Linked DNA regions of Homo sapiens: region 1 is linked to region 2. The links are chromatin loops, found by intact Hi-C in ENCODE. Cell type or tissue: gastrocnemius medialis. All regions are shown on one strand.

Region 1 (4,000 bases), 99 kb before region 2:
AGTTCTATGAATAAATCTAATCTAGAAGGCGAAAAAAAACTAGAGCAAGGCTAAAGCTTAAAATGGGTAAGAAAGCTGTGGCAGTCATTCATTTATCCAGGATAGGAAGATGCCTGGGTCATTTTTGTGGTTTGTGTATTTGTCTGGATTCAGACACGATTGTGCGGTGGCCTTTTTCTTGTCCTGACCCTTCGTGGCCTCAGAGTGGCCTTATCTGATGTTAGAGTTCTGTGAAATTGTTTGTGTTCAGCAGGAGAACACATGGGCTAGCTGTGAGGGCCAGGCCTGCTCCTAATGTCAAAGGCTGCTTTTCTCTTCCTAACCTTTCAACCCCAACACTGTGTGTATTCGTCTACTTGGGCTACCATAACAAAATGCCACAGACGGGGAGGCTTAAACAACAGACATTGATTTTCTCACAGTTCTGGGGGCTGTAAGTCCAAGATCAAGGCATTGCAGATTTGATTTGTCCTGAGGCCTCTTTCCTTGGTTTGCAGATGGCCGCCTTCTCTCTGTGTCTTCCAGTGATCTTTCTTCTGTGTACATGGAGGAAGAGAGAGATCTCGGCTTTCTCTTTCTCTTTTTATAAGAACACCTGTCATATGGATTTAGGCTGCACCCTTATGACCTAATTTAACCTTAATTACCTCTCTAACATCTGTATCTCCAAATACAGGGGGTTAACACTTCAACATATGAATTTTGGCACAATTCAGTTCCCAGTACTGTGCATCGGTCCAAGATTTCTGGAGAGATCTTTCACAGAAGGTTAAAAAGAATGCACGTGTTGATGGTGGTATTACCTTCCATAGTAAAACTTAGAAATAGGCAAATATTTCACAAAGCAGAAAGGAAAAAGCAGGTGAAGGCTCAGCGAACAAATGGGCTTAGGGGTACTCAAATGGTAGTAGGGTGGTGGGTTAATTGGTAACTGTTTTTAATTATTCATTTTTTATGTTGCTATAATACTGCTTTTGCGGCAATAATCATGCAAATACCTATGGGAAAGTTGATAAAGAGACTTAAACTTTTTCTCCCTTTGGAGTAAGTGAAAGCTAGCAAGTGCTCTGTCAGCATGTTTTAGTGTACTTCTGTGGGAAACAATCAGAAGGGGGACCAACAGGGCACTGAAAGTGGGGAGGGACCCCATTGCAGCAGGAGCATCAGCAAAAGCCCAGAAAAGGACAGCTTGGGAAAAACCTGTCCAACACCCCACTTTCCTGATTTAGCCTACTGTGGGCTCTGCTGTATAGCCTGTGATGACCCAAATCATTTTCCAGATTCTGCCTTCAGAACTGAGCTGAGTCCTTGTGTGATGCTGCTGCAGTGCCCCCAAACAGATGGGAAGGAAGCATAATTGAAGAAATAATCCTCTATGCTGGCCCCACTCCCCGCCCCCGATGGAACTCTCACTCCATTAGAGCAAACATTCCCAGAGGTATAAGATGATGAATAAGAGATTCTTTTGTCTGGTTTTGTTACTGCCCTCATAACTATTCTTTTAGTTTTTTTTTTTTTTTTTTTTAACCTGGAAGAATTGCCCTCAACTTATGTAATAGGTGCAATAGACCCTTGATTTAGATTGTAGGTCTTGAAGTGCTCAGGAGCCCTAAGCATGTGGCCCATACCCATTTTAGGACAGATTGTTACGGCGGAGAGCATGCTGTAAACTTCATTGGCAAAGCGGAGTCCAGCGCTACTATCTGGGCCAAATCTATTTATAGGATCAAGTCTCCAATCTCTCAAAACAACCAATTTCCCCTAATCTTTATGGTGAGCCTAAGTGCCGGCACAAGCCCCATAACCCCGAACCACTCAGACCTCCCCACAATGCTGTCCTCCCACCCCACTCTGTCACGCGGGGTCCTCTGGAGGTTAAAAGAATTTATTTTGAAATGAAATGGCAACTGGAAAAAGCTTTTATTTTCATATGGGAAAAACCTCATGAAACATTTTTCTCTTGATTAGTGTTCATAACAGCAGCCTGGAATGCTTTCTGCAACCAATTTGTAGATGTTCTTATAAAACAGATCTCTCTTCTTGATGTGATTTTTTTATCCCCCTGCACATTTGTTCTGCTTAAACCTTTCAGCACATTTGTTAACTTGAGTGACATCTAAAAAAATCACCACCCCATTAATGCGGACTCATCCAGTCCATGGGCTGTGCATCGCTCCTTTAATTGGGATGGCTTGGTTCCCTCCCAGATGTTCCCTCTCAGCAGATACCATTGTGTTTTGAAACTTTGGATAATTATAGCTCTGTAAACGTAGAGGAGATTTGTTGGCTCCAGCCAGCTCCTGCTCCTAATGTAACAGCTTCATTGTTCAGTAATCGCCCTATTCACAAAGCAAAGGGATCCGTGTCAGCAAAGACATCTATTCAAAGCACCTTCCCTGTGCTGGATAAACAGTGGCAGAAGCAGTCTACTGAGCGACAAAAACACTCACAGGGGACTAGGCCACAAGTTTGACCAGGGCTGCTTTTCGCTTCTCAAATGGGACCATTCTTCAGAAATGTCTTCACCTTTTCTTTTGCAACCAATCAGCCTGCAGGCAGAGTCTTTTGCTTTGCTGGTGAAATCCCCGCTAAATGCTAAAAAAAAAAATTTGTGGGAAAATTTTGTGGGAAACTCTCTGCAGCGTAGAAATGAGGCAAAGGGGCCGAGATGAGATGCCAACCAGTGGGGAGTGGTCCACACATGCTGTCACCAAGGAGGACAGGGGAAAGATAAATGTCCCTAAGCTGTCTTCTAGGAAAGATCCAGAACAATTTCTGGGAGTGCTGTGGGAGAGAGTCAACAGTGGCCACACAATGTAGGAAGAGGTAGAGAGGTTCTTTGATTCTTTTGAGAATGTTCGCTGGAGTTTAGACCCTGAGTTTTCTAGCCAGTGGGAGCCCAGTGAATATGAGAGCCCAGATTTCTCTGGCTCTTGCGTACACCCGCTAATGCAGGAGCACGCACTCTCGGAAAATTCCTCCGTCCTGTGCTGGTGTTTCTGAAACTCCCTGGGAAATCTACTTAGAGGGTAAAGAGCTTGAGCCAAGCATAACTGACTTGCACTTAGATTCACGGCGGACCTAAGAGCCTAGCGCTACCCTGTCATCATACTGAAGGCTCTCAGCAAACCACGCAGTCTACACATGCCACTTTGCGACTTCCTCATTTCTCCTAGATCTGGTCCTGACCCTGCGGGCATCAGGAGGGCAAGCCAGGATCTTGGGAGGGGGCAGAGATGAACAAGAGAAAAAGCAGGGAGATTTTAAAAATAATTGCCATAAGTGGTGTAAGTATAGAATATCCCGTGTGTGTATACCTATATAAATATATATTATATAGGTATACATAAATCATATGTGTATGTATATATACCTATATAATATATATTTACATGTGTATATGCATGCATATATGTATTAAAGGGATGACAGCTTTGGCATAAAGGTTGTTTAGAGGTGAGAATATTTAAAATCTTATCTGAACTTTCCTTATCTGACTAACACAGAGTCTTTCAAAAATACAGGCTGCTATTAACCCTGCTCTGAGGGGCTTTCCTGCGAATTCCAGGAAGTGGACAAATTGTCCCTTCCCATTGGCACAAAGAAAAACGCACTGCACCTTACACATTTTCCCATCGAATCCCTAAATTCCTGCTGCTCCCTTTTTTGTTATATTGGTACAATTCGAGCATCCTTAATCCAAAATCCAAACTGCTCTAAAACTCAGAAAGTTTTTGAGCACTGAGAGGATGCCACAAGTGGAAAATTCCAGACACATATACGAAAGGACACAAACTTTGTTTATGTGCAAAATTCTCTTTAAAACTGTATGAAGTTATCATCAGTCTATGGGTATAAGTTGCATGGAAAACATAAATGAATTTTGTGTTTAGACATAGGGCCTGAGATTCCCAAGATCTCATTACGCGTATGCAAACATTCCAAAATCTGAAAAAATCCAAAATCTGAAACACTTCTAAGTCCCAAGCATTTCAAATAA
Region 2 (4,000 bases):
GGTTGTTCCAAGGCTAGGGTTCTTCCAGGGAGTGAGATTTTTTTTGAAGACTAGCAGGTGATATGCTTGAAAAGGAAGAAAAGAGCCATAAATAAAAACACACACACACAATTCTAGCAGACTCTGGTTTCCCATGAACGCAATCAACAGAATAGATTTTGTAGTTTTTTTGTAGCTCAACATACTTACAGTTGCCAAACCATACTGTTAATATTTTACCAGATGAGTATCTTTTTATGATCTGTGTTCAATATAATTGATAGCACTACTAAGTATACTGAACACTTACAACGCCAAAATAAAAAATAATTTATTCTAACACTATCACAACAACAAACATCATTAACATCACACCAACCATATCACTTTTCACTGTTTCATTCATCTCTAGCCATTCCACTGCCCCAGCTCACCAGAGGAGTCAAGCTTAGAGTGTGGCCCAAGCTGTTGAAAGAGGGTGACCAGGATGCTGGAGCTCACGGTCATCAAAGGCCTGTCTGCATAAGCCCCTCATTTAAAAGAGAGAAATGTGGGCTAGGCATTCCCTGGAATCCCATGACATTGACAGTCTTGGAAGAATGAAAGAGTTTAAGCCTTTCTAGTCTAATGTCTAATTTGAGAGGACAGCCGACTTCTCAGAACGGAAGCCAGAGAATATTTATGACTAATCTAGTCTCCCCTTTCCTTCTGTAATGCTCTGCAGTTCTAAGAAGGCAAAGGACATTTCAAGAAGGAGAAACAACCTGTGCAAAGGCTCAGAGAAAAAAAAAGGTGGAACGAGGCCACATTTGAAGGATGATGAGGGGTCTCAAGAGGCTGGTGGGACCTGGATGGATTTTGACCAAGAAAGGGAGGTGAGTTTACTCCATTTGTATGTATCCTTGAGGTACATTAGCTACTTCAGGGCCAGAAATAGATGTTCTGGACTATGTCTTGATTAAATTAATAGAATTCACGTGATAGGATCCTCTCTATCTCATTTTATATAGTAGCTATGAGCAGTGTCCCAATTCTATTTTACACTTAATAAATTGGGAGCACACTAATACCAACGAGTGAAGACCTTTCCTTAGAAGGCTCCAGTCCTTGGAAAAGTTGATGTCTCCTCGAAGCCCTAAAACTTCTGAAGTCCTGTGATTAAAGTGGTAAATAATAGGTCATTTTTTAGGCAGAACAACCAAGGCATACTGTTATGGACTGAATTGTGTCTCCCCCACAACCCTCCCAAAATTCATGTGTTGAAGTCATAAGCCTCAGTATCTCAGAATGTGACCTTATTTGGAGATAAGTTCTTTAAAGAGGTAATTAAGTTAACGCGAGGTAATTAGGATGGAGCCCTAACCCAAGAGGACAGATGTCCTTATAAGAAGAGGAGAGGAGGAACAGCCACACACAGAGGGAAGACCACGCGAGGACACAGGGAGAAGATGCCACCTACAAGCCAAGGAGAGAGGCCCCGGGAGAAACCAAGCCTGTGGACACCTGGATCTCGGGCTTCAGCCTCCAAAACCATGAGAAAGTACATTTCTGTTGCTGAAGCCCCCCCAGGCTGTGGTGCTTTGTTAGGGCAAAAATCCCGAGCAGACAAATATGTACACCAGTCCCAGCGCCCAGCCTCATACGGGCCTATGTTAAGTCAACTCTCATGTGCCAGATTCTGCTTCCTCCAGCTTTAGGTACAAAGGAGGGCAATGAGCCGCCCTTTTACCTATGTTCTCTCAACACGGATCATCAAAAGGGGGCAGAAGGAAGTGGGAAGGAGGCCTGAGAAGTTGCCAAGGTAGATAAGAAGTCCTCAGAGGGTACCGCAGGACATTCTGGGGCTCAGGGTTGGGAGGACTTTGTGGAGATTGTGCTTCAGTCCTGCCCCACAGGACTGTCATGAGCACTGGTGGGTTTGAAGGGAATGTGGACAGAAGGAAGAGGCACTCACTCCCTGGAAGGGCCATCCTTCATGTTTAAAATAGCCTCAGTCAACCCTGCCAGATGACAGTGAGTCACAGGATGGTGGATTTCTTACCTGCCCCTTGGCCAGAGCCACCATCGTTGCGGCCAGCAGCGTGGCCCGGCTCCCTTTGTCCAAAACAAACACTAATGCAGGCAGGCAGCCCTGTGGGTGAGAAGGCTCAGGAGGGTGAAGGCTTGTTTTGGAGGTCATCCCATTTAATCCTTCCCTTCTGCCTTTCTCTTTGTTTCTCACTGAAGCCCAGAAAGCTTGCCTGGTCGTGATTTTTTATTATTAGTAGTATTAATACTAGTGTCTTGCCTTTCGGTTTGGATGGCCTGCAGAACTCATGCCCAGCAGTGCACGGCCACTAAGCCCACTGAGGCAGGGGGCTTAACTGGGCTAGGGGGCTTCTAGCTCCCAGCCTCTGTGGGCTATTTTTGCGGGTTTTCTCGCTCTCTCCCAGCAAGCCTCGTGTCTGTGGGATGTACCCAGTCTTTCCCGTGCGCGCATTTGAAAGGAGCAGATGAAAGCTGCTCCTCTGAGCCCGCCTAATTGGAGAGAATTGCAGTTTAGAGGTAAGGGTTGGGCCTAATAAGCAAGCAGGGGAGGGTGCATAGAGGAGGGGGCGGGCTAGGAGGAGAAGAGCTTTTTATGAAAATGTGGGCCTCCCCACTGTCATTCCCCTTCAGCTGCTGCCTCGCAGATGGACCCTTTAATTGAATTTTCCTACAGGCCTGGGGGAGGGAGTCATTTCAGGTCCAGAGAGCAATTGAAGTGAATCCGAGGGCTTTGGTTTCTTTTCATCAGGAGCTGAGGGCCAGGTGGGGTGGGTGTCAGTCTTGGTATTTTCATCTTGTGCCTGCTATCTTTGTCTACCTTGCCATTCTTCTCATTTTCCCCCTTTTAAAAATCCACACTCAGGATTATGTTGCTACATCCTGGACTTAGTCATCGCAGAAGCTTGGAGGAAGATGAATTAGAAAGATAGGGTTTTGTTTGATTCCATTGGTTCAACCTTTTACTGAGCACCTGCTGTTTGCCTAGGCCTATGTTCAGCTCTGATGAAGACAGTGGGAAGTTCAATGCATGCCTTCTGAGAATTTCTGCCTAATCAGAAAGAATGCCCTTAAAAATAAAAGAAAAAAGCAAAACAAAACAAACAGCCAATAAACAAAACCAGCCGAAAGACCACAGAATGAGGCATGACATTCTAAACGGAATATGACCAAGCACTAAAATGTACGGGTAAGGCAACCAGAACAAGTCCCTTGAGGGTCAGAGGCATGTGGGCCACTTATTTTGGACAATAGACTGTAAATGGCCTGATATCAAAAAATGTACCTATAGAATGCTCAACACCTCTCTCTGCCCCGGGAAAAGCAAGAAAGCAGGGTAAGAAAAGGAAAATAGGGTCCAGTTCTCCACCTTCTGTGAAAATAGCAAGGGTGTGCCTGTATCCAGGATTCTGCTGAGAGTCCTGTAGGTTCGAGTATGATCCCAGGAACGCTGTGAAGAAACCTGAACATCCACCTGTCTGTATCTTCAACCATCTTAATTGAGCTTCACGAGATGGAAAATGTGGTCATGTAGAGGGGAAGAAAATCTCTTACCACAAAACCATGCATTGGTTCGTTCATTCATCAATGTTTAAGTGTCTACCATATTTCTGAGTCTCTGTTCAAGACTGGAGATACAAAGTCAAATATCACATGGTTTCTGAGGTTAAAGGAGGGTAGCACCATGTGGGCATAACTTAATTCTTTTGTTAGTATTTTATAGCAAGAAAACTTAGTTGAAATCTGGGCACAGAGTACTTAATGGATATAGTAGGTGAGGGAAGAACACGAACTGCCTCTGTATAATAGATATCCCTAAATACAAAACATTCTAAGCAAAGCAGGAAGCCTGTGAGTTCTTTATTGTGGCCCTCAGTGGCAGCCACGTGAGGCTTGGCATAGCAGTCGTCCTCTGGTGCTCAGGGGACAGTAACTGAAGCTACTAGGGAGGATGGGGTGACCAGGAGAGGTGAAACCAGAACTGTGCTACAAAAGA

The links. Peaks named below come from ENCODE experiments on the same cell type or tissue, not always from the same donor. Only the 100,000 strongest peaks of a DNase experiment are listed, where the experiment ranks them.
Region 1: it touches region 2 in a loop (2.2-fold over the local background); 1 of 110 quality-filtered maps calls a loop at or near these places.

What each region holds. Positions count from the first base shown.
Region 1 is chr6:14,439,348-14,443,347 of GRCh38, forward strand. All of the region lies in intron 2 of LOC105374942 (a long non-coding RNA gene), which reads right to left. The region is part of intron 1 of LOC101928331 (a long non-coding RNA gene); the gene reads left to right. Among named protein-coding and RNA genes, the nearest start is that of LINC01108, 160 kb to the left of the region's middle. RefSeq lists an enhancer at 2,069-2,767. In gastrocnemius medialis, no CTCF peak of the experiment used is centred here; DNase peaks (open chromatin) are centred at 1,761 and 2,264; H3K4me3 peaks cover 462 bases; H3K27ac peaks cover 1,738 bases.
Region 2 is chr6:14,538,440-14,542,439 of GRCh38, forward strand. No RefSeq gene overlaps it. Among named protein-coding and RNA genes, the nearest start is that of LINC01108, 250 kb to the left of the region's middle. RefSeq lists an enhancer at 1,715-2,285. In gastrocnemius medialis, no CTCF peak of the experiment used is centred here; a DNase peak (open chromatin) is centred at 2,032; H3K27ac peaks cover 2,224 bases.